Regions from separate parts of the Homo sapiens genome. Here all the other regions are linked to region 1. A link is a loop called in an ENCODE intact Hi-C map of the cell type or tissue named here. Cell type or tissue: endothelial cell of umbilical vein. All regions are shown on one strand. Each heading gives the region's core, and the rest is flanking DNA. Links, peaks and the distances in the headings are about the cores only.

What was found. A loop is a pair of places that touch in the nucleus more often than their neighbours do. Peaks named below come from ENCODE experiments on the same cell type or tissue, not always from the same donor. Only the 100,000 strongest peaks of a DNase experiment are listed, where the experiment ranks them.
Region 2: it touches region 1 in a loop (8-fold over the local background); 7 of 110 quality-filtered maps call a loop at or near these places.
Region 3: a loop joins it to region 1, with 3.0 times the contacts of the local background. A loop is called at or near these places in 4 of 110 quality-filtered maps.

The regions. Positions count from the first base shown.
Region 1 is chr3:102,177,065-102,185,564 of GRCh38, reverse strand. No RefSeq gene overlaps it. Among named protein-coding and RNA genes, the nearest start is that of RDUR, 240 kb to the right of the region's middle. In endothelial cell of umbilical vein, for the core only: no CTCF peak of the experiment used is centred there; DNase peaks (open chromatin) are centred at 5,154, 5,594 and 5,904; H3K27ac peaks cover 2,442 bases.
Region 2 is chr3:101,935,982-101,944,481 of GRCh38, reverse strand. It overlaps RDUR (RIG-I dependent antiviral response regulator RNA), which reads right to left and starts at 3,623. Exons shown (of 4, transcript NR_026934.1): 1 at 3,457-3,623. RefSeq lists an enhancer at 7,446-7,565. In endothelial cell of umbilical vein, for the core only: no CTCF peak of the experiment used is centred there; DNase peaks (open chromatin) are centred at 3,021 and 3,781; H3K27ac peaks cover 1,588 bases.
Region 3 is chr3:102,126,497-102,134,996 of GRCh38, reverse strand. No RefSeq gene overlaps it. Among named protein-coding and RNA genes, the nearest start is that of RDUR, 190 kb to the right of the region's middle. In endothelial cell of umbilical vein, for the core only: no CTCF peak of the experiment used is centred there; a DNase peak (open chromatin) is centred at 4,556; H3K27ac peaks cover 1,356 bases.

The DNA.
Region 1 (8,500 bases), core at 3,923-6,422:
ATTCAGATATGTGGCTTGGCTAAACATACTTTAGACACTTATCTATATTTGTTTTAACAGACTATATGCTAGGCTTGATTCCCTAAGTCCTGACTCCAGCTAATGGCTTAACAGGAATACTAGATGGCTGGTGCTAATTATTCATATAACATAATCTTTCCATAGAATGTTGTTCTTGGCCTTAAGTGACTCTTTCAGACAAAGAGTAGTTGAAGCACATAAAAGAACAGAGGGCTGGTGTGTCACTGAGTTTACAGAAAAAGTAGCAAGAACTGATTTGAAGTAACTTTGCTACTTAATGTTTGTTCATCAGTATCTGCATGGTGGCAAAATTTGACATGAGATGCAAGTCCATGGAAGAATGGCTGTCACTCCCTCGATCATTTTTGCATTTACCAACCCCATTACTATTTGATCATGCTGTTAGAGCACCTTGTCATAGGTCAGTTGGCTAAATAGGTGGTAGAGTGTATCAAACTGCTAGAGTATCTGGATTCCATGGTACACGTTTAAAAGAGTAACGTGGCTGGGCACAGTGGCTCACTGCTGTGATCTCAGCAGTTTGGGAGGCCGAGGCGGGCGGATCACCAGGTCAGGAGATCAAGACCATCCTGGAGAACACTGTGAAACCCCGTCTCTACTAAAATTACAAAAAAATCAGCCGGATGTGGTGGTGGGCACCTGTAGTCCCAGCTACTCGGGAGGCTGAGGCAGGAGAATGGCATGAACCCGGGGTGCGGAGCTTGCAGTGAGTGGAGATCAAGCCACTGCACTCCAGCCTGGGCAACAGAGCAAGACTCCGTCTCAAAAAATAAATAAATAAATAAATAAAAAGAGTAACGTAATTTCTAGTAATGCTATTTACACATATAATGAATAATTACAAGTGCCAACTTCAAAATGCATGATTAGGTACATAGTTCTGCTGTAGGATTTAAGTGGTATGTGAGCAAAAAGTTTGAGCATCACTGTTCTAAGCTGCCTGCAGGTCTATCTTGGCTAAGGACACTTAAATGTCTGTTAGATGTGGCTCATCTGATGCCATTTACCGCTTCTGCTACACAGTTTACCCTCCCACTTGCCTCAGTTTACCCTCTGCAGAGCTGCTCACCTGAACTCCCCCCGGCCCTCAGGAGTGACAGCAGAGAAAACACCACCTAAAAAATGATTATGGTAATGCAAGGGCCCAGAATATAGAGACGCATGATAATGTGGGTGGGAAGAGTGCTGAGAGAAAGAGGGACCTGAATGTCCATGTAAAACCTGCACCTAGTGTGCAGGCTAGAGTGGTTGCCACAACAACCCCTCCTTAAGGGCCAATTTGCAAAGGCTGCCTTGCACCCAACCGAGCAGGACTTCTGAAATCAGACAGTAGGTGAAAGACTTAACTCTTCCAACAGGGACGATCACAGGGTGATGGAGGTATTTGAAATCTCTTGAGGTAAGTAGTGTATGATTTTGGTGCAAACTCAGGGTCTCCTTCTCCAGGCATAGAAATTGGCTATGCAAGTGGCGATTACAGCCAGAATGCTACTTCTAAAATACACAATTAGACATTTCCCTAACTTAAAGCCTTTTAGCAATTTCCTATAACTTTCAGGCTGACAGTCAAACTCCTTAACTGAGCACGCAAATGCTTCATAATGTAGCACATTCCATACTCTCTGGCTTCATCTCCCAATACTGCCAGAAAGCACTCTGCATTCACTATGGCTATCTCCAACAAGGAGCAGGCCTCCAGCTGTGTCAGGCTATTGTCCCAACTTTGGGACTATACAAAAACTAGTAGGTCTGCCTAGAGAGCCCTTCCTACTACTTCAACTGGCCTGCACCTCTTCCTCAAAGACAGAGCTCAAGTATCATTTCCCAGGCCTCACATTTCCATTGTTTATTTCTTTGTGCCCCTAAAACAACCCTAATCTGGCATTCATTATATTGTGCTGTATGTATTCATTCATTCACTTGCTAGCTCTCCTTGCAATTTCCTAGTAGGCAAGGCCTGAGGAAAGAGGAAACCAGTTAATTATATAAATGAACTAAACAATTACACAAAAGGACCTGGGAGATGGAGGAGTTGGGAAATGAAATAGAAATGAGGAAGACAGGAAGAGGTACAGAGGCAGAGGGAATCAATGGACTCTCCCCACCTGCTTTCCCATCCCAACATGCAGGCCTCCGTCCCTGCTTTGTGCTCTGTCAGAAAAATCAGCAGGGCTCAAAAACCAGCCCTGCCACTTAGCTATGTAGCCTGGCATAAATTACTAATCCTCTCTCAACCCCAGTTTCCTCCACTTTCAAATGAAGATATAATTATATTAACTTCCATCATAGAGTTGTTATAAAGATTAAATTAGCTAATGCTTATGTTGCACCAGACACAGAGCCTAGCACATAATAAACACAGGATAAGATATTAGCAAAAAAAAAAAAAAATGCATTTCTAGTTCATGTTGAAGAATAAGAGAGCACACTTTTTTATTGTTTTGTTTTTTATTTTTCTTTAAGTTCTGGGATACATGTGCAGAACATGCAGGTTTGTTACATAATACCCCCGCTCCCCTTGCCCCCAACCCCCTGAGAGGCCTCCATGTGTGATGTTCCCCTCCCTGTGTCCATGTGAGAACACACTTTTTCTCAGGCTTCATAAGGCACATGGCCTGGACTAAGGTATGGACTAGTCTGATATAAAGTTATACTCTGATCCAGAACATTTAATCTCAGTGTTGAGCACAGCAGAGCAAACCTAAATCAGTAATGTCACCACCAATTTGAGTCCATTCTTTAGCTGAAGGATGACAGCAATAACAAGCTTGGGGTTGGGGTCAGGAAGATTTTGCTATATCTGTATTAACAACATAGTTTTAGTGTCTTGACCCTTAGAAAGAAAATTAAAAAAGCATGTGAGGTTGTTCTATGAAGATCTAAGGAGGATCCAGCCCCACAACAAAAGAGGCTTCACTTAGTGGGGCCTGAGCTTCGCAAGCCTCCTGAGAATGCTAAAAAGTTCTTTTTCTTCTCACATGCATAGTAACAGAGTATTTGCCTGTTGACCCAACCACTAGATTGGATTCGGAGGTAAAATATTATCCAGTTGGATTAATTATTATATCACATTGGACTGGATGCCTCTGCCATGCATCAGTTTTCTTGGTTGGCCACTGATTAATAATCATCGTCTTAACATTCTAGACATGCTGCCTGATTAGTAGTTCCTGGCAGCAGTGGCTGATAGCAGTTACTGGAATCTCTCCTTACTGGGTGATTACATAATATCTACACCTAACTGCACAGCTGGTCACGATAAGCCACGATGTTTGTCCTGAAGATAGTGTCATTTTCACCAGACTGATCTCCTTATTATTTGCTCAGCTCGCTTCACTTTTGCCACCTTTGTGCCTTGCTCTCTCTTTCCTCCCCCCACAATGGCTTTTCTTCCTCTCTAATTGTTCAAATTCTACAAGTCTTTTAAGGCCCAAGTCAAATGCGCCTTTTGACCATCATGAACTCAAGTAAAAAACAGCTTGTTTCCAAATTCCCACTGCACTTTATTTTCTATGCAGTGATTTTTGTTTTATATCCTCTTTCTTTACTAGTGCAATGCCTCACACACAGTAAGCACTAAATGACAGTTTATTGAAGGCATGAACTAGTGACCTACTACAACTAAGGCTGCAATAGATTACTTGAAAATATAAATAAATAGGTTATATTTATGAAAAGAAAACACTTTACTCCCTATGAGGAAATCCTGCTTTGTAACCAATAGCTAAGTCCACTTCCTGCTGTGTGCCTCCTGAAGGGCTTGGGAAGCAGACTCTAGGTGGAATGCATTCTAGAATTTCATCTCTGGCTTGTCACCAAAATAACTTGGCCTTGCTTTCAATCCATGGATATTGAAACTATGCCCTAAAGTAGTAGCAGCAGAGTTCAGAGTTAGGGAAATTTGGAAGTGATGTGATGACTTTAAGTTGATGCTTTGGATTGAAGGCAAAAATGCCCTCCACTTCGTGGATCTACTTATTCCTAGAAACGAGAGTCTTTGAGGGGCTAGAAGTGATCAAGAGATGGGTCAGGGTAAAAGTTGGGGGAAAATAGAGGAGATTTATATAGACTCAAAATTCAGGAATTATTTTCAATGGTCAGATTGAGCAATGGCATGCTTGTTATGAAATAGAAAAGGCTCACCAGTTAGAGATGCATGCTGCAAAATGACATGATTTCTGGGATTTGCTTGAAATACTCAAGAGAAAAAAAAGGAGGAATGAAGAGAGAGAGCAAGATCCGCAAAATGTTGTTAGCTCTTTAACAGATTGATTAGTGTATGAAAGCTCATCATACTAGTCTCTCTACTTCTGTGTATTATGACATTTCTACGCTAAAAAGATTTAAAAGAAATACTCTTTTAAGACAGTAGTTACCCTCTTCTAGCTGATATCCACACAAGAGTTTTGTCTGAAATGACAAAGAAGGGGGAAAGGGAATTTTTATTATGTTGATCACCAGGTTTTGCCATCTGATTTAATCCAGACAACTCCAAATCATTGTTGTGTTATGTGCTCTGTTAAGAAAGTTAAAAATCCATGTGTGCACCATGACCTGGAAAAGATATCCATTGTCTTAATTTCAAACACACTAATAGTTATTTACATTGTGTCCTCAGTCAAGATTTCAGTCTGACTCTGGTAGACCAGTTCTTTGGTGTTTGTTTGTGGAGTGGGTAGAGGGAAGAGAGATCATAAGTAGCCTACAGGTTAATAAAATTCCTGGCAGCATACCTGGTAATAATCTGGGTAAACATGTAGTCATTCAGCATATCTCCCCTAATTTAAATTTAGCTGTGAACCATTAATCAAATAAAGTATCTTTCACAGAAGTTAATTAATAACTGTGTGCTTTTCTTTACTTTTTTTTTTTTCACCGTCAAGCAAAGGTCAAAGAAATTCAGACCTTTTCCTGTTGTCTTAGAGGAAAATAGCCCAAATTTCTATTCACAGAGTAATGTAAGACACCAAACGGATCTGTGCTGTTAAATGTAGCTTGTTGCTGTTTGCAAGTACCACCAAGGACTGGAATCCTCAGATAGCTGAGGAACATTTTTTCTTCATTGCTATTTTTTTCCCTGGGATGAGCGTATGTTTTTAGAAAAAACTACATTTTTTGGTCCCAACGTCACTGAGTATCAGATGGTAGAAGACGATAGAAGAGACAGGAAGTAATTTAATTGACTCGCCTAACAGAACTGGCTTGGCAGCGTATTACAGGAAAAGGAACACTCTAGTTAAGATTAAAAAATAAAAATAAAAAACCTTAGCGAGCCCCTTTATCAGCTGCTACTTGCATAGAAAGAATTTTACGGGGTTTGTGGGCCTAATAATACTTTAGCAGATCTAGGCTTTGGGAAGTGGAATTGACTAAGCTAAGCTTAAAGAAGCCGGCAGAGACATTGAAACTGGCAGGTGCCTATATTTTTACATTCCTCTGTCATTAGAGTATTATGTTCATTCGAATTTCTTCGGAAAAATCATCTAATTCAGCATTTCTTAAATATGTTTACAGAACTGAAATATTATTAATCATTATGAGAAAAAGTGCTTCATGGTCAAATGAAGCTAGGGAAATTCTGGGTCAAATCAAGTTCAAGTGTTTCTTTACTTTGAGACTCTCCAGTACCTTTATTATGTTAGTAGGTATTATGACTCTTCAAGAAGAGAAATGCTGTAAGACCAGAGGAGTTTTCAGAAATCATCTTGCAAGACTAGTTTTCCAAAAATATATTGATGACTATGATATGAAAATAAACTCAGATACACATACATGCACACACACACACACACACACACACGCACAGAGTAAACATGAACAAACTGGAAGATATTTGTGGACCATTTTCTTTACTGGTGTGAATAAGTCTAAAGGCAGCTACAATTTTTTGCCTACTGACCAGGGAATCTTTCTCTTTCATTTAAAGAAATAAGAAAGACCTATTTTTCCAGCACGCCTTCAGACTAGAATCTGGGCAGCTGCTTCCTTCCTGCTCTAATGCTAGCAAATCCAGGAACCAAGAAGCTGATAAAGAAGGAGATGCCTTCCTTTCTGCTTTTAGGTAATGAACATTTATTACTGTGGCAAAGAAGCAGGCTCCTCATAAGCTCCAGCGAACTTACTAAGACCTGGCCCTGACTTTCTGTAAACCTTGAAAGAAATCAGTAGATAAATTACTTTCATTCTTTCCTTTTCTCATTAGAATAAAGTGAGTATCCTTTAGCCATCTCAAAAGCCATGGCTATGTATTCAAAAATAATTTAGTACATTTATACGGTAAATGACAATAATCATAAACTGCCAAACGGACATTTGATGCTATGATTGTGATGTTTTAGCTGTCTTGACATAAAAATTAAAACAATTCCACTCCAATAATCACAACTCAATTTTGATAATAATAATTAAGACTATGACTAGAGCTGACCCCTGAACTGAGTGACATGTTTATTCAAGCATTACATTTAGTCACAACTCCAGTTTCCTTTTCCATTTATTATTTGTCAGAAAGGAAAATTACTGCATGTTAGCCTGAATTGTTCATATCCTTGGGACACTATACCAAGAGCTCATTTCCTCTCCATAGTATTGAAAAAGAAATGCAAATTGTCAGTACAAAGAGTAAAAATACCCTGACACATAAGCCAACAATTTGCCTTGTTGTAATTTATAATAGGAACAAGAAGGAGCATGATACAGAGAAGAATAATTAAATATCTATAAATACGTTAAAGTTTTGGAGTGGGTTTTGTTTGCTTGCTTTTTATATTTTTATTAAATATGCACACTCGTAGAATAATACATGCCTACCATTACCTCTTGATTTGATTGTATTTTATTTTGATTGTATCCACTGATTCCATATAAGAAAAATGCTCATAAATGATCTTTTTAATATTTTAAGTAAATACATTTTTATTTTCTTTCAGGAAAAGGAAATAAGACATTAACTCCATTGGAGTGACCCCACTATTTTGGTGATCCCAACCCTTCATGCCAAGCATCCTGTCTCCAGATATTCTCAAAGGTTCCACCATGCAGAATACTAGAGCAGTCAGTGCTAGGTTCTATGGGGAGAAGCAACTCAACTTTTCTCAGCTGTGGTTCTAGATTGGAGATAAAGGAGAAGAAAGCAGAGAAAAGGGTGATTAGTAACTAAGAGGTGTGACAAAAAGGAAATCCAGAGGACTCCTCAAAAGAAGCTGGAACATTTATTTTTTATAATTTTAAGTGTATATGGTTATATATAAATTAGAACTGGATAAAGGGATACAGTATGCTAGGTATTCAACACAAGGAACTGACACAGAAGATAGAATTTTTTTTATTTTTATTTTTTTGAGACAGAGTCTCTCTCTGTCGCCAAGCTGGAGTGCAGTGGCACGATCTTGGCTCACTGCAACCTCTGCCTCCCAGGTTCAAGCGATTCTCCTGCCTCAGCCTCCCGAGTAGCTGGGACTACAGTTGCATGCCACCACATCCAGCTAATTTTTGTATTTTTAGTAGAGATGGGGTTTTACCATGTTGGCCGGGATTGTCTCGATCTCTTGACCTCGTGATCTGCCAGCCTTGGCCTCCCAAAGTGCTGGGATTACAGGCGTGAGCCACCACACCCGGCCGATAGAAAGAAATTATTTAGGCAGATAGTGAGGGTAAAGGAGTCCTGGGCAAGGCTTCCCTTTTAACAAAAAGCAGCCCCAAAATCATTTCTTTTCTAACAAAGAGCAGCCTGAAAAATTGAGCTGCAGACATAGATAAGCAAGCTGAAAGCTGGCATGGGTAAATGCTGGCAGCCATGCCAATAGAAAAGGGCTAACTGGAAGCCACGTATGTTCAACATGGAGGTGCCATCTTCCATTTTCTCTGTCACCACATGTACAGTAAAGAACCAGGCAACATGGCACCCGCCAGGTAAAGAACCCATCAGCATGATAAAAGGTTAGGGTGGGGCGGCCAGTTTTATCACATGCTTTACAAATGGCACACCTTGTACTAACCAGTGTTTTGCACCTTATGCAAATAGCACACCTGGTCTGGCCAATTTTTTTATGCCCTATGTAAAACAGACACCGCCTCCTCAAGCTCATCTATAAAACCCATTGCATTCCACCACAGAACTGGCAACCCATTTCTCTGGGACCCCTCTCTCTGCAGCAGAGAGAGCTATTCTTTCTTTCGCCTGTTAATCTTCCACTCTTAACCTCACTTCGTGTGCCTGCGTCTTTGATTTCCTTGGCGTGAGGCAATAAACCTCAGGTATTTACCCCAGACAATGACAGCACTTCAGTAAAAGGGCAATAGGAACAACTGGCTATGCCCCTATGAGCAGAGCTTTATGTTTATGTTCCTGAGATTCTTACATGAGGATTTTGTCGTCCTGTGAATAAAAAAAAGAGGGGGGGGGGTCGTTGTTTGGTTGTTCGTTTGGTGTTTTTTTTTCTTTTTAATTTATTTTTTT
Region 2 (8,500 bases), core at 2,251-4,750, 240 kb after region 1:
TGTTATTGTCTGGTGTTTGATTTTTTTCTGTTTTAGCCATCCTAATGGATGAGAGTGTTATAGTGGTTTTGATTTGCATTTCCTTAATGTCTAACAATGTTAAGTGTCTTTTCATGTCCTGAGTCACCATTCGTAACTCTTTGGAGAAACGTCTATGCAATTTATCTCCCAATTTTAAATTGAATTATTTGTCTTTTATTGTTAATTGTAAAAGTTCTTTATATATTCTGAATACAAATTCCTTATTAGAGATATGCTTTCTAAATATTTTCTCTCATTCCATTTGTTGTCTTTTTACATTCTTGATGTTATTTGAAGCACAAAACTTTAAATTTTGATGACATCCCACTTACCTTTTTTTCTTCTGTAGAAGAAAAAATTTTGTGCTCATTCAAATATATATGCCCAATACAGAGAAGTTTAAAGTTAGTCCAGGAACAAGAGGCTACCTGCCCTAAAGCTGTCCTAGCCAAACTGAATCTTGACTGGACATAAAGTACAGATCAGAACCCTGCCCTACAGGAATTCATTGATTTCTATGCTTTTCCACCATCCCACCCCTCCACTCCCACCAAACTCCATCCCTAGTTTTTGTCAAAGTTTCTTTTGGAAGATTCCAGTATTATCTCAACTGAACTAAAAGTAAGCAAGGCTCCAACTCTGCCAAGGTAGGTTGGAAAATCAGTATGCAGTATGCTGTCAATAATCAGATGTCTTTGTGGTATACCTTCAATTAAAAAGCTCAGAAAGTCCAGTATAGAAAGTATGGACCCAGAATGGGCAGAACTGGAGAGACTCATGACTATTCTTCACCTCTTGGATAAACACCAAAATGGCAACAAGAAGTGAGAGCTAAAAGTTCCAAGTCAGAAAAGCACAAAAAGTAGATACAAGAACCCAAAAAGACATAGTAGTCAGTGCATATTTTGCAAAGGAGCAGATTTTTCTGCATGTCTCAGAGGGTATTAAAGGAGTGTTATCCACCAATATTTCTTTTCTAAAGTAGCTGCAGGTTAGCATCATATCCAGCTACAGTGAGATTAGGGACATCTTAGCATTCTGACTACCATAAAATGTAACTAGACTAAACTAGAAGGTTTTAGTTCCAATTCCCTAATTATAGAAGAGTATCTGATTGATCCAGGCCAATCAAGTTATCACCTCTGCTCCAATCACAGTGGACCACATCATATAGTATAAACATGACTCTTACAGTAAGAAAACCTGAAAACATATCTACGAGAATAGGTTATGGTAATATCACTACCTGGCAGGAAGAGTGCTAGTCTATCAGGTTACATAATCTCTGGGCAATTCCACAGAGACTTTACAGTTGGGTTTCTTTTAATGAGTCTGTCTCATCTGTCTCATTAAGATCAATGGTGTAGTTATTAATAAAAACATGGCCATGGCCACACCTGTAGTCCCTGCTACTCAGGAGAAAGGCAGGATTGTTTAAGCCCAGGAGTTCGAGGCCAGCCTGGGCAACAGAGACAGACCACATCTAAAATAAATAAATAAATAAATAAATAAAATAAAAAAGTTGGGATTTTATCTGTTAATGTAAAAATAAAATACAATTTAAAAAAAAAACAGTGAGTTTTTTTTAAACTTTTGCATGGACACACACCCAATTCCCACAGATCAGTTAAATTATCACTGCAGTTTATGAGACCAGATACTTTTTGTTACAAATACATACTTATGCTTAATTCTCTAAACACAGTGAATTCTTCCATAACACAAAATAAGCCCAAATTCTGAGGTTTTTTTAATGTTGTAAAGTTATACTGCATTTAACTTTTTTATGTGAATAGTTTCAAATTACATTTTCAACTGGGAGCATGGATCAGTGGTTAAAAACAGGAAGTTTGATGAGCAAACTTGAAACCAGTGAAAATACAGAAGATAATGAGGGAAATTCAGAAAAATCTGAAATCGGCGACAGATGTGACAGTTATGGAGCAGTTCCTAAGTTTTCCCACATGAACCTGGTAGTGGAAAGCAAGATTGCAATATCCTGCCAAACATGCCAAACAAGCAGTAAATCAGCAGAAGGCAATCATAGGCTGTTCTCACATGCTGATTGAAAGTGATTTTCTTAGTATTTTGGATATTTAATAAAAGTTTTGTGACTCTCGTTAATCCTGGAATAATAATTGTATGAGACCACGATGCTAGCAGAATTATTTAAAAACCAATCATGCAAATTTTAACAAAGAGCACCAGAATTCAATGAAAAGCCCAGTTTAAGAGGCCAAAAAGAAATTTCTTGAAGTTTTCCTCAAAGATAATTTCTGAATCTTCTTAGAAAGAGAAGCCTATATACTTGTAGAAACTAAAGTGAAATAGAGAAAGGAAAGCTTTAAAGGCATCATTTCAAATAATTCATTTTTAGAGTTCAAAAAGCATCAACAACTGTTTAGGAGAATAAAGTTAACCAGATTTTTTTTATCTTGCATTTAAATTAAAACATCAATATTAATTTAACCTTTTTCTTGGTCTTTGCTTGCTAAACTTATAATGGTGTATTTGATGATAAAATGATGAGTAAACAAATTTTCCCTGAGTTATGGGTATATATTCAATCTCAGACACACAAAGCTGTTGGAGGGATGACGATCACAGCCCAAGCCCTCACAAAACCTGAATGCCAAGCAACTTAAGCAGAATTCACCAAAACCACACCATCTCAGAGATTGCCTTCTGATTTTCAAAGTGTGTCTAATGGAGCAGTAAATGCTCTATGTTATGCTTAAAAATGTGTTTTGAATACTATTCTTTTTAGACAAGTTTATAATGAAATGAAACTTTGTCAACCATATAGATGTGTGCTGTCTTAACCAGAAGAAACGACTGGTCAGGGTTAAACTGCTATTTTTCATCTTAAAGAACTTTTTTAATCGGACTTAATTTGGCTACTCAAAGGCCTTCTTGGATGATATCCAAGTTCTTACTTATGATTTAAGTTTGTGAAATAAGTGGCTTATGTAAGGGTAAGATATGACTACAAACCGTCCAAGATTTGTGTTAGTTCGACTTAACAATGGTGTGAAAGCAACATGCGTTCAGTAGAAACCATACTTCAATGATTGCATACCTATGCAATCATTCTGTTTTTCACTTTCAGTGCAGTAGTCAATAAAGTACATGTAATATTCAATACTTTATTATAAAATAGGCTTTGTGTTAGATTATTTTGCCCAACTGTAGGCTAATGTAAGTGTTCAGAGCATGAGTAAGGTAGGCCAGGCTAATCGATAATGTTCAGTCAGTTAGGTGTATTAAATGCATTTTGAACTCATGGTATTTCAAGTTTGCTATGGGTTTATCGGGACTTAACTCCTTCATAAGTTGAGGCACATCTGTATTATTAAATCCTAGTCAAGCCAAGCCAACACCATCAGTCCCAGCAACACTGAGTGACCTGCCCCAGGCATTTTCTGAGGTGCTTACCTTACTCTTATATCCCACCTTGAAAGAATCAGACTCTGAGAAGTCTTGTCACAAACCTGTGGTCCATCAATTAACAAGCTTTTATTGAGCACCATTCTGTACTCAGCACTTACATTCACGAAACCTTAAACTCCTCTGTGTACTTAGTCTGTTTTATCTCTGCTTCTGTCAGAATGAGTGCCGTTACATGAGGGATCCCAGGATCCCACCAGCTTGCCTGACATATCGGGTTTCAGGGCGCCGCTGTGATGACTTACAGCCCAGTCTTTTCAGTACATTGTCATTTCCTCTCTTTACCACATCTCATTCTTTCCAGGGCATTTCCTCTATTTTCAAATACAGGGCAGTTTGCCAACATATCTTCTGTTTTGGAATAGTAATCATTACACTATGCCGAGAATTTAAAAAGCATTAGAATGGAGACTGCTTTTAAATCCCCCTCACTCTGTCAGCATAATCCTAGGTATTGCTGCTTCTCTTGGGACACGTACTTATTTCTATTTCTTACTTTTCTGACCGAATTCCAATAATTACCTCATAACCCAAGGAAGCTGCCCTTTTTTCTTATTATTCCTCTTATCTTTTCTCTTTCTCTTCTCATAAACAGTGGTTCTGTTGTCTATAAGACTTTCACTTTCAAGCATAGGTCTGTATATCAAAGTTAAACTATTTTAATTGAACCAAAAGGTTTTCAGGGCCTGCAAGACTAGCTACTTAAAAATATAGATATATTAATTAGACACAGGCTCAAAACCTTATTGTATCATGAAGGGAGGAATGGGTAAGTGTGAACAAGTAAATAAATAACCACTAAAATGAGAACTAAGGTGAACATGAGAGGTGCAAAGTCTTTTGGGGGCCAAAGCAGAGAGAAATCCCATATGTTTAAAGAATCAGGGAAAGCATCATGGTAGAAATAGATTTCAAAGATTGAGACTGCATCGTTGTCAATCCTAGACCCAGGAGGAAAGTTAATAGAATAGAAAAGTAAGGACATGTTGAAGGAACAGTGAATGGTACCACTTGGCCAAAATAGACCTCACATGTAAGAAAGTCATGGCACATATGTCTCTAAGATAACTTGGTCCACATGTTTTCCTACTTCATTTTCTTGGAAATGATGAATAAGTGAAGTCTTCTGAGCAGAAGGGTGTCCTAATCAGAGCACACATGAGGAAGAAAAACCAACCAGCAGTGAATGCGGTGAATCCAAATGTCTGAAGCAGGAGCAAGAGCCATGTCGGGAGCCGCAACAATTGTCCAGACAAGAAGCAACACAGTCCTGAACTGAGCAGGCCACAACGGAAGGAAGAAAGGAGAAAAAAAACGTGGAATGAGCATCTGCATTTCAGGAACTGCATGAGGTCCTTGATGCATATTATTCCATTTAATGGAAAAGAAAAGTGAGTATGAGAGGCATAACCACGATTAGGGAAAAGAATGAGATCAGTATTTATTTAGGACTCCACATAAAATGTGCAGCTCTCATCCAATCCTCTCAATTGGCTAGGTAGGGAATGTTATATTCCCTGCTTTATACATAAGGATATCAAGACTCTGGTGAGCTTAACTAACTGGCTCAAGACCAAAAGGGTAGTAAGTAGCAAAACCATGATCTGAACTCAGACTTATCTGACAGCAAAATAGATGCTCTTCCCACCCTGTGTACCACAAAGCCTATAGAATCTTCCTTACTCCATAATTTAGTAGGCACAGGGTGTGAGAAGTAAGGACGAATAAAAAATTACTTGTGAGTTGTGAAAGATGATTCATTAATAGTGGTGTCATTTATAAAAACAAAATAGAGACAATCAGTTGGAGTTTGGAGTTTGATGAACATAAGTTAATGGGCTTCATTTTAGATACACTGAGTTTAAAATCCTGGCTGGTTACCTAAGTAAGAAAGTCTTAACAGCAATTGGAAATTGCTAGATTTTAGAATCATCAGGAGAAAGATTTTGAGATGAAGGGAAAAAAGATTGAAGAAATTCATGTGTAAAGCAATGTGAGTAGATAAGAAGTCACATGAGGCAAAGAATGTGGAGAAGATTTTATTTTATTTATGGAGCAGTAGAAAGAAAAAGCAGCTAGTGAAGGAGGTGGAAGAGAAGTTTCCAGAAAGATAAAAGAACCAGCAGGCTATGGTATCACAGAGGCTATAGAAGGAGAACATTCAACAAACTGAAATTTCTGCAGAGACAACAGGGAGAATGAGGACTGAGACAAGTCCATTAGATTTGTTGGATATGAAACTAAACTCTCAGTGATTTTCCAGAAGGTGGTTTCATAGAGGGGTAAAGGTAGAAACCATATTACAAGGGGTTAAGAAGTGAATGTATAAGCAGGAAGTGAAAGCAGAATTTGTATTCTTTTAGAAGAAGTGTGGTAATAAACGGAAGAAAGATAAGGCAGTAACCTGCTACAGCAGCAGGGTCAGAGGGGGGTTATTTTAGGATACAGAGGGCTGGCCATATTTGTGGCAGAGGAGGAGAGATTGGAGATTGAAGATGGAAGAAAGATAGGGCTTAAAGGATGGAGCAAAACTGAGAGGAGGTGAGCAGTAATAGAATTAAGAGCAGTGTTCTTGGCAAGGAAAAAAGCAAGTTACCTTGTGCTGAGGTAGAAAAAAGGAAAAGAGGGTAACCCTTCAAGAGATATTGAGAGAATTCACGTGGACTGTCCTCATTCTCAGTAAAACATAAAATGAATAGCCAATATCAGGAAGAGAAAAAGATTTTCTCCAAAAGACTGGAGCTCATATTCTAAAGGGAAGAAAAATGTTTATGTTGGTCACAAATAGAAATTCAGTTTTGCAACATTATCAAACTTCAACAATTTCTCAGGGCTACTCTCTATAGCATGTATTTCCTTTCCCAGAATCAAAGCTGTTGTTCTCTAAAAGTACACGTATTTCCCTTGGACTGCATGGTTATAATTTGGACAAGGAAGATAGCCCTTTTGGTTGTCAGAAATAAAGCAACTCTCTGGACTCTTAACTGTGTTCTTTTGAGAAGAAAGTTCAAGATGTTCACTTAGTAATGTTTGCCAAAGCAAGCACTGTTCTCAATGTTTTTTATCAAAGCCTATCGATTATATGATTTTAATTTGTCTACAAGTAACCAATACCATCTTTTAGCAAAACATTCTATTTCATGTGGATTAGAAACAGAAATTTTAAAATAGCCTCAGTTACTGGAGCTGTTTTCCTAGTCCTTTCCATTGTCACCTTTAATCACTAAGATTATAATTATTATATAATTATCATTATCATTCATTGATCTGATACTCCTTGTGGGATATACAGTGTACATGAATATTATTTAATCTCATAACCTTATAGTGTAAATATAATTATTGTCATTCCCACTTTGCAAATAAATAAATAAGATTAGGTCACATAACTTCTCCAGGATCTCAGAGCTAGTAATGGTAGAACCAGTACCAGTCCTAGTCTGATTTAAAAGCCTGTGCCTCTAAAGACTAAGCTGTACCACCTCACAATTCAGTTGGATATTTTGTTACATACAGTTTTTTCTTGTTCTCTAATTTCTTTGGTTACTTAAGAAGTCTCCTTTCTGTCCCCCTCCTCACCATGACAGTATAAATTCTTTGAAATCAGATACAAAGTCTAGTATCCTTGAAACAGTCTAGAATATTGTACATACTCAAAAAATGTAAATGTAAATTGAAATAAGAGTAAAATCAACCCAGAATCTTGCGCCATTTTTCATCACATCTACTTTGTTTCCACTACACTTCCTATGCTCACCACCCCTCTCATTGGTTTCAAGAGAACATGCAAGTTTGAGAATGTAACTATATCGTGAAAAATAACACCATAAAGTGGCTTCTATAAATAAGACCGTTCTTGTCAACTGTGTAAATGCAGTGAAGATGAATATAGATTTTTCTCATCAACAATTACACAGGAAGATTGGAGCTGAAAATTCCCTGATTCCTTCCCCTTAGAGATGATGTTCCCTGGTTCACTCAACAGCTGTTCATTGAGTGTCTTCTACTTGCCTCACCCAGTTCCTGCCTTCTGAGTTCTCAGACAAGTAGGGGAGACAAACAGGTGTTATACAATTACAGAAGAGCCTGGTAATGCCGGAACAGAAGTAGTAAGGATGGCTGAACGACAGCCTGACACTTTTTCATCATTAATATATGTATTTCAACCTAACTTCCCAATATGGACTCATTTCCTTTTTGCATCAACATGAAGCCTCAAATGAAACCACACAGTGTATTTCATTTCAAAATGAAACTCATGACACAGCTAAGAAGTGAGTCATCCTCAGAGACCATGAAATTTCAATCCCAGTGGTTGAAAGACTGGCTGGGTCTTTTTCTTTCTTTCTTTTTTTTTTTTTTTTTTTTTGAGACAGAGTTTTGCTCTTGTTGCCCAGGCTGGAGTGCAATGACACGATCTTGGCTCACCGCAACCTCCACCTCCTGGGTTCAAGCAATTTTCCTGCCTCAGCCTCCTGAGTAGATGGGATTACAGGCAAGTGCCACCACGCCCAGCTAATTTTGTATTTTTAGTAGAGACAGGGTTTTTCCGTGTTGGTCAGGCTGGTCTCAAACTCCCGACCTCAGGTGATGCACCCGACTCGGCCTCCCAAAGTGCTGGGATTACAGGCGTGAGCCACCGTGCCCAGCCTGGCTGGGTCTTTTCTATCATTAAGCTGCATTATGTATTTCTCGGGCTGAACTGTTTTTAACCATTCATTTTAATTTAGCTGATAATTGTCAGAATGGCTCCTCTTTTTACTATAATGATAAAACCTGCAACTCTCCACAGTCACTAAAAACAGTTTGGAACAAAGGGCAAAGAAAGTGGAGAAATTATTTTCCTCACTGACCTAGATAACAGAGGAAATTAAGCGATTTGATCACAATTTTTCCACAGTGATTAGCCTCACAGCCTAACCTGTATTAATTACTATTTTACTCTATTGTGTGAGCTATAGAATTTTGTAAGTTAACAAAAGGCTACATCTTTTCACTTTGGAATGCAAAAAAAAAATAGAGCTAGGAAATC
Region 3 (8,500 bases), core at 3,443-5,942, 50 kb after region 1:
GAGAAGGAAAAAGAAGGAACAACCAGTAGCTGCTGACCAGAGGTCCCAAGGTAGACCACCACAAAGTGCTTTTCAGTCCAGCATCCTACTATCCTCCATCCTCCCTATCTCGTAAAGCCTATGTAATTGGTGGAAGGCTCTAACTGGGTTTTCGAGACAAAAGGCTATTTTCCAGCAGCAGCCCAGAATTCGGATTACCATTTAGGAGCACTTCTATGGAACGTCAATATTAATTTCTGAGCTTGCAGGGTTGTCTTTCTACTCATCTCCATTTCCCAGGTTCCTATGAGTAGCAGTGAACATAGCGGAAATTGTACGAGCTTTAGAGCCACACCCACTGAGGAAGTTGGAAATTAGGTGACCCTGAATACGTTACTTAGTCTAAGTTTAGTCATATGTAAAATGTGGAAAATACCTAACTCATTATCTGATTATAAAATGAAATGATGTACAGAAGGTCTCTACTAGAGTGTCTGGCACATGGCAAGTGCTTTTGACATATACCTATTATTATTATTATTATTATTATAGGAGTTGTCATTTCCTCCTTAACAACTTGCCAAATTCCTTGCCAAACAATACCAAGAGATGAATGTATGGCTGTGCTAGCCCCAGGGAAGTGAGGAGTTATGAAAACCACCCTGCAGGGGCCTTCAGAATCCATGTGGCTGGGTGTACTCAGTTATACCCACAGAAGTCTTATATAAATTTTATTGACTGCCCAATGTTATAAAATATTGCAAACTCCTTCCCAAATTGACTGAGAAGTTAGCCCTGGAAGTTTAGTTGTTAAGCCCTCCCCTATGGACACCGAATTTGTTAAAATATTATATGCCTCCTCAAAGTGGCATAAGATTCTTGGAAGCTATGGTTGTTCTTTAAGGAGACAGAACCAATAGGAGATAGATTAGATGATAGATAGATAGATAGATAGATAGATAGATAGATAGATAGATAGATAGATAATTAGATATAGAGATATATGAGAGGAGCTTTATTAGAGGAATTGGCTCACCCAGTATGGAGGCTGAGAAGTCCCACTATAGACTGTCTGCAAGCTGGAAAACCAGACAAGTTGGTTGTATAGCTCACCCCAAGTTGGAAGGTCTAAGAACCAAGGAAACTGATGATACCTGAGGCCAAAGGCCCAAGAGCCCCCAGAAGGCCACTGGTGCCAGTCCCAGGGTCCAAAGGCCAAAGAACCTGGTGTTCTGATGTCCAAGGGCAGGAGGAGAAGAGTGTTCCACTCTAGTGGGGAAAAAAAGAAAGGAAGCAGCATGACCTGAATATTCCTCTGTTTCTGCCTGCTTTGTCCTAGTCAGGCCCCCAGCTGATTGGATGGTACTTGCCCACACTGAGGGAAGGTCTTCCCCACTCAGTCTGCTGACTTATGTGCCAATCTCCTCCAAAAACACCTGCACAGACATATCCAGAAACAATACTTCAACAGCCATGTAGGCATCCTTCAATCCAGTCAAGTTGATACTTCAAATTAACCATCACAGCTGGGGTTAACCTAAAAGTGCCAAAACCAGTTGCCCACTAAAGACTCCTCTGATGATCAGCCAGAACCCAAGGTTTGCCATGGACGAACAGCTCCTCATACTGCATAGGTCGTCTGGCGTGGAGTGGGGTGGAGGAATTAATCTCGTATTGGCTACACAGCTAGATGTGTAGATGTGGAAAGTGAACAAAAAGACAAGAAGGATAAAGCAAAGTTTACCAAGGCGTTGGTATTTGAGGGTATCCAGGACCTAGGAGGCTTCCCCAGATGCCTCTGTCACTACCCCCAATACCAAAGTTTTCTTATATGCTTGTAGGGAAACATAGAGGAGAGCAAGTTACCTTCTAAACACACACCAAAAGACAGAGGGGGGGATTTTAGTTCTGTTGAGGATAAAATGGAGGACAAAGATGTAAGGAGGAGGCGAAAAGGCAGGTAGGTGAAAGCTACTTGAATGAAAGGGTCGCAGAGGGTGTTCACAGTGAGATGCTTTTGAGAAAGCTCAGGCTTCCAGGGAGGCAGGAAGAATTGCCAGGTGAGGCTACTCAGTGACAGGGAGGTGAAGAGACAATAGCCATTTTCCATTTTTATACTAAAAGTGCAAATTGCGTGAATCACAGCAAAGCCATCACTCATGCCTTTGTAAAACATACAGATGAGAATGTGGTCCAGAAATGTAAATCCCTGTGCACAGAAGCGAAAGATTTGGGGATGAAGGTAGTTCTGCTCTTCCCTGAGACAAAGCCTCTTTGCCCAGTGAGCCTCATGTACATAAGTTTTTACCACCAGGTTAAGGAAGATAAGCAGAACAGACTGTTCATTATGACTTGTCAGAGGAAAGCAAGAAAACTGTAATGTCTGGAGTGTTACTTAAGTTTGTTACTCAAGAGTGTTACACCCTGGCTTGAGTAGGTGCAAGTCAGAAAAGCAGCCTTTTTTTTCTACTCTGGGCTTGATGGAGTTCACAGCAGCTGTGGGAGTGTAGATAGAGGGAAGGCTATGATTTGTGGAACTGGTGGTGTCTCATGGGATGGTACTGGGAGTTCTGGAATGGGCCTGCTGTGGGATTCAGACATGCCTTATTGTTTAGGAAACTGAAGAATAGGTTGCATAGAAGCCCATTTCTTGTGTGCCTGAGCAGCCTCTAAGGAGAAAACTCAGGTCTGAGAAGGAGCCATGCATACTGAGTTTGGCTAATAACAAAAGATTAAGTTTTAGTGGGAGATGGACAGGGAAGTATGAGCCCAAAATGGGGGCTGTTACTCTGATATATCTCCAGTTGTACTCATAATTGGGTCCTAGAGAGAAGAGAAAGGCTGTAAGTAAAAATCTGAAAAGGAGGCTTAAAACTCAGCAAGACCTTAGTACAGCTTTGAGGTCTTGCTCCCAGAGTGTAGCACAGCAGAAAAATGGAGTCCTCCTTTTTGCTACAACCCACCCCACAGCAGGGCTTTACAAGGTTTCCAGGATCCATCAGTGCCTAAGGACATAGAAGGATCGAGCAGTGGTGCCCCACAATAGTTAAGTGGTTTGTGATGGCATGTGAGACCATCTCTGTTGGCAAAAATTCTTCAGGGGCACATTACAAGAAATTGAGGTTCTGTGAAAACAGGAGAGGCCAGAGTCAGTGTAACTGGTGTTGTTCACACTGTAATGAGACAATATCATGTTGTTGTTGATCATGTGAACTTGATAATTAAACCTGGATTCAAATTCAGGTTCCACACTAACTGGTTATGTGACCTTGTGCAAATGATTTACTAACATCTCCGGATCTGTTTTCTCATCTGCAAAATAGGGATAATCACGAGACCTAATTTAGAGCTGTTGTGAGGATTAAATAAGTAAAGAGCTTGAAAGAGTTCCTGGCATATAAGAAATGCTCAACAAGTGTTCGATATTTGTTATTGTTTGTTTTGCTTTGTTTCGTTTACTAATATGGGTACCTATGTGTACCTACTGACAGGTGATACCTAAGAAAATATGTGAAAGAAATAATTTCTTCATCGACAACAAAAGAACTTTTTACCACCAACAATAAGACTTGAGGGACTTCTACTGGGCTCATTGATTTATTTTTCTTTTAACTTTTTAGTTTTAGAGGTACATGTGCAGGTTTGTTATATAGGTAAACTTACGTCACACGGGTTTGTTGTACAGATTATTTTATGACACAATAGTCATTTTTTTTCTGCTCCTCTCCCTCCTCCCACCCTTTACCCTCAAGGAGACCTCAACGCCTATTGTTCTCTTCTTTGTGTCCCTGAGTTCTTATCATTCAGCTCCCACTTATAAGTGAGAACATTTGGTTTTCTGTTCCTGCATTGGTTTGCTAAGGACGATAGACTCCAGCTCCATCCATGTTCCTGCAACAGACATGATCTCATTCTTTTTTTATGGCTGAATAGTATTTCATGGTGTACATGTACCACATTTTATTTATCCAGTCTGTCACTGATGGACATTTAGATTGATTCCATGTCTCTGCTATTGTGAATAGTGCTGCAGTGAACATTTGCATGCATGTGTCTTTACGGTAGAATAATTTATATTCCTCTGGGTATATACCCAGAAATGGGATTGCTGGGTGAAATGGTAGTTCTGTTTTTAGCTCTCTGAAGAATCAATATGCTGCTTGCCGCCATGGTTGAGCTCCCACCAATGAATCTCCTATTTTCTCTCATAATCTTTCACTTGGATTACTATAATGCCCACCTGAGTGCACCTGGCTTCAATTCCACCCTCCATGTTACTCTTGGTATAAATTACAACCACAGTTATCTAGAGCCCTAGTTTTCTCAAGGAACAGGTGAATTTCCTTTTCATCTTATAGCAGAAAGTGGAGGGGCTACTCATTGATTTACAAATTTAAAAGTCCTGACTTGCTCAGTGTGACCCTGGAAAAAAGCACAAACAGCTCATATCTCTTAACACCCTACACTTGATCTTCCCAAGTTCAGTGTTTTTCATGTCCCTGCATCTCTCTGGATAACCTTATGAAACCCAACAAGGAACCAACTCAAGATGAGTAATGGTGTAGTGACTCAGAAAAGAACAAGATGTCTCTGAGTGAAAGAAAACAGTGTGCTCCAACAGCAGGAAACCAGGAGCAGTAATCAACAGGAGAGCCAAAACGCAGTCTTGAAGCAGCACAGCTGCCAACTGCTAAAAATTTCCTCAGGTTGCAAACGAATTAAAATAGTAACTGTGCTCTGGGTAAACTCCAGTGTCTAAAATATGTTGTCTTCCCCAGTCTCCTTAAGTAAGGTTACCTTTTGAGGCATGCTCTTTAAACATCTCTTTGGAACAGGAAGTTCCCAAGCTTCTATTTTGCTGTATGAAGCAAAATAGAATCTACCCACTGAGGAAGGATCTGTCAATTCACTTTTTATTTTTAGCTCTTGGGATGTAGTTGTGGTATATACTGCTAGCTTCCAAACCAATATCCTTCTTTTCTTTTTATTTTATTAACAGAGTCCACATTTCAGAGGGCACAGTAATGTTTACAGATAAAACTTATGTTACCCAGGTTTCCTTACATATAGCAGTAGCCACATGACATAGAGTTCCGGTTCAGAAAATATGAGCAGAAGTCATTGAGTAGGGCTTCTGGAAAAATTCTTAAAAGACTCAGCTAGCACACACCTTTTTTTTCTCCTTTTTCCTTTATCCTGTCTGAGATACAGGTAGAAGGGCTAGAAATGTAGCTGTAGCCATCATCTTGCAAACATAAAGGCAAGAGAATCATAAAGACCTTGGCCCAAAGAGCATCAAGCTGCTGAACTAATGCCAGCAAAGACTTACCTCTAGACTTCTTGTTATAATAGAAAATAAATCAAAATTTGATTAATTACTAATATTTGTGTCTGCTATAACATGTACCTGATTTTATTTTATTTTATTTTTTTATTATTATTATACTTTAAGTTTTAGGGTACATGTGCACAATGTGCAGGTTAGTTACATATGTATACATGTGCCATGCTGGTATGCTGCACCCATTAACTCGTCATTTAGCACTAGGTATATCTCCGAATGCTATCCCTCCCCACTCCCCCCACCCCACAACAGTCCCCAGAGTGTGATGTTCCCCTTCCTGTATCCATATGTTCTCATTGTTCAATTCCCATCTATGAGTGAGAGTATGCGGTGTTTGGTTTTTTGTCCTTGCGATAGTTTACTGAGAATGATGATTTCTAATTTCATCCATGTCCCTACAAAGGACATGAACTCATCATTTTTTATGGCTGCATAGTATTCCATGGTGTATAGGTGCCACATTTTCTTAATCCAGTCTATCATTGTTGGACATTTGGGTTGGTTCCAAGTCTTTGCTATTGTGAATATTGCTGCAATAAACATACATGTGCATGTGTCTTTATAGCAGCATGATTTATAGTCCTTTGGGTATACACTCAGTAATGGGATGGCTGGGTCAAATGGTATTTCTAGTTCTAGATCCCTGAGGAATCGCCACACTGACTTCCACAATGGTTGAACTAGTTTACAGTCCCACCAACAATGTAAAAGTGTTCCTATTTCTCCACATCCTCTCCAGCACCTGTTGTTTCCTGACTTTTTAATGATTGCCATTCTAACTGGTGTGAGATGGTATCTCATTGTGGTTTTGATTTACATTTCTCTGATGGCCAGTGATGGTTAGCATTTTTTTCATGTGTTTTTTGGCTGCATAAATGTCTTCTTTTGAGAAGTGTCTGTTCTTGTCCTTTGCCCACTTTTTGATGGGGTTGTTTGTTTTTTTCTTGTAAATTTGTTTGAGTTCATTGTAGATTCTGGATATTAGCCCTTTGTCAGATGAGTAGGCTGCGAAAATTTTCTCCCATTTTGTAGGTTACCTGTTCACTCTGATGGTAGTTTCTTTTGCTGTGCAAAAGTTTAGTTTAATTAGATCCCATTTGTCAATTTTGGCTTTTGTTGCCATTGCTTTTGGTGTTTTAGACATGAAGTCCTTTCCTATGCCTATGTCCTGAATGGTAATGCCTAGGTTTTCTTCTAGGGTTTTTATGGTTTTAGGTCTAACGTTTAAGTCTTTAATCCATCTTGAATTAATTTTTGTATAAGATGTAAGAAAGGGATCCAGTTTCAGCTTTCTACATATGGCTAGCCAGTTTTCCCAGCACCATTTATCAAATAGGGAATCCTTTCTCCATTGCTTGTTTTTCTCAGGTTTGTCAAAGATCAGATAGTTGTAGATATGCGGTGTTATTTCTGAGGGCTCTGTTCTGTTCCATTGATCTATATCTCTGTTTTGGTAACAGTACCATGCTGTTTTGGTTATTGTAGCCTTGTAGTAGAGTTTGAAGTCAGGTAGCGTGATGCCTCCAGCTTTGTTCTTTTGGCTTAGGATTGACTTGGCGGTGCAGGCTCTTTTTTTGTTCCATATGAACTTTAAAGTAGTTTTTTCCAATTCTGTGAAGAAAGTCATTGGTAGCTTGATGGGGATGGCATTGAATCTATAAATTACCTTGGGAAGTATGGCCATTTTCACGATATTGATTCTTCCTACCCATGAGCATGGAATGTTCTTCCATTTGTTTGTATCCTCTTTTATTTCATTGAGCAGTGGTTTGTAGTTCTCCTTGAAGAGGTCCTTCACATCCCTTGTAAGTTGGATTCCTAGGTATTTTGTTCTCTTTGAAGCGATTGTGCATGGGAGTTCACTCATGATTTGGCTCTCTGTTTGTCTGTTATTGGTGTATAAGAATGTTTGTGATTTTTGTACATTGATTTTGTATCCTGAGACTTTGCTGAAGTTGCTTATCAGCTTAAGGAGATTTTGGACTGAGACAATGGGGTTTTCTAGATATACAATCATGTCATCTACAAACAGGGAGAATTTGACTTCCTCTTTTCCTAATTGAATACCCTTTATTTCCTTCTCCTACCTAATTGCCCTGGCCAGAACTTCCAACACTTTGTTGAATAGGAGTGGTGAGAGAGGGCATCCCTGTCTTGTGCCAGTTTTCAAAGGGAATGCTTCCAGTTTTTGCCCATTCAGTATGATATTGGCTGTGGGTTTGTCATAGGTAGCTCTTATTATTTTGAGATACATTCCATCAATACCTAATTTATTGAGAGTTTTTAGCCTGAAGGGTTGTTGATTTTGTCAAAGGCCTTTTCTGCATCTATTGAGATAATCATGTGGTTTTTTGTACCTGATTTTAAAAGGGACTGATAAAGTAGCTTAAATGGGAAATAACAGAAGTAACTAATATACTATCCATGATCTATGATGTATCCTTTCTTTTGTGCATGTGATGTGTGTGTATGCATGCACATCCATAGGTATAATACGTTAACACTCAGATGATGTTATGTACTGAATGTTTGTGTCCCTCCAAAATGTGTATGTTGAAGCACTAACTGCCCCCACCCCCACCATGTGATGGTGTTTAGAGATGTCTTTGGAAGATAATTAGGGTAAGATGAGGTCATGAGGTTTCAGCCCTCATGATGGGACTAGTGCTTTTATAAGAAGAGATATCAGAAAGCTCTCTCTGTCTCTCCATGCATGCACATGTGTGAAGAAGAGGTCATGTCAGCATACAGCAAGATGGCAGCCACCTAGAAACCAAGAGAAGAGGCCTCAAGATAAAACCTACCTTGCCAACACCTGGACTTCCCATCCATTGGTCTATGAGAAATATATTTTTGTTGTTTAAACCACCAGTCTGTGTATTTTGTTGTGGCAGTCCTAGCTGACTAAGACAGATTATTTCTGACTCCCAAAGAGGATCAGTTAGTATTTCTGTGGCCCCATCTCTACATAGCAACAATATCAACTTTAGCATAATTAACTTGTCCTTCTGAGTCATTTTTATGCCAATATATAGATATCAGTAGGACCAACAGTGTCAAAAAACACATTATACTTCAAAATGTTTTTATTGATTATATTCAACACCTCTAGGATCACATTCTCTCACTGAATACAGGCCTTAGGAGAATGAACTTTCTTATTTCTCTAATTAATTT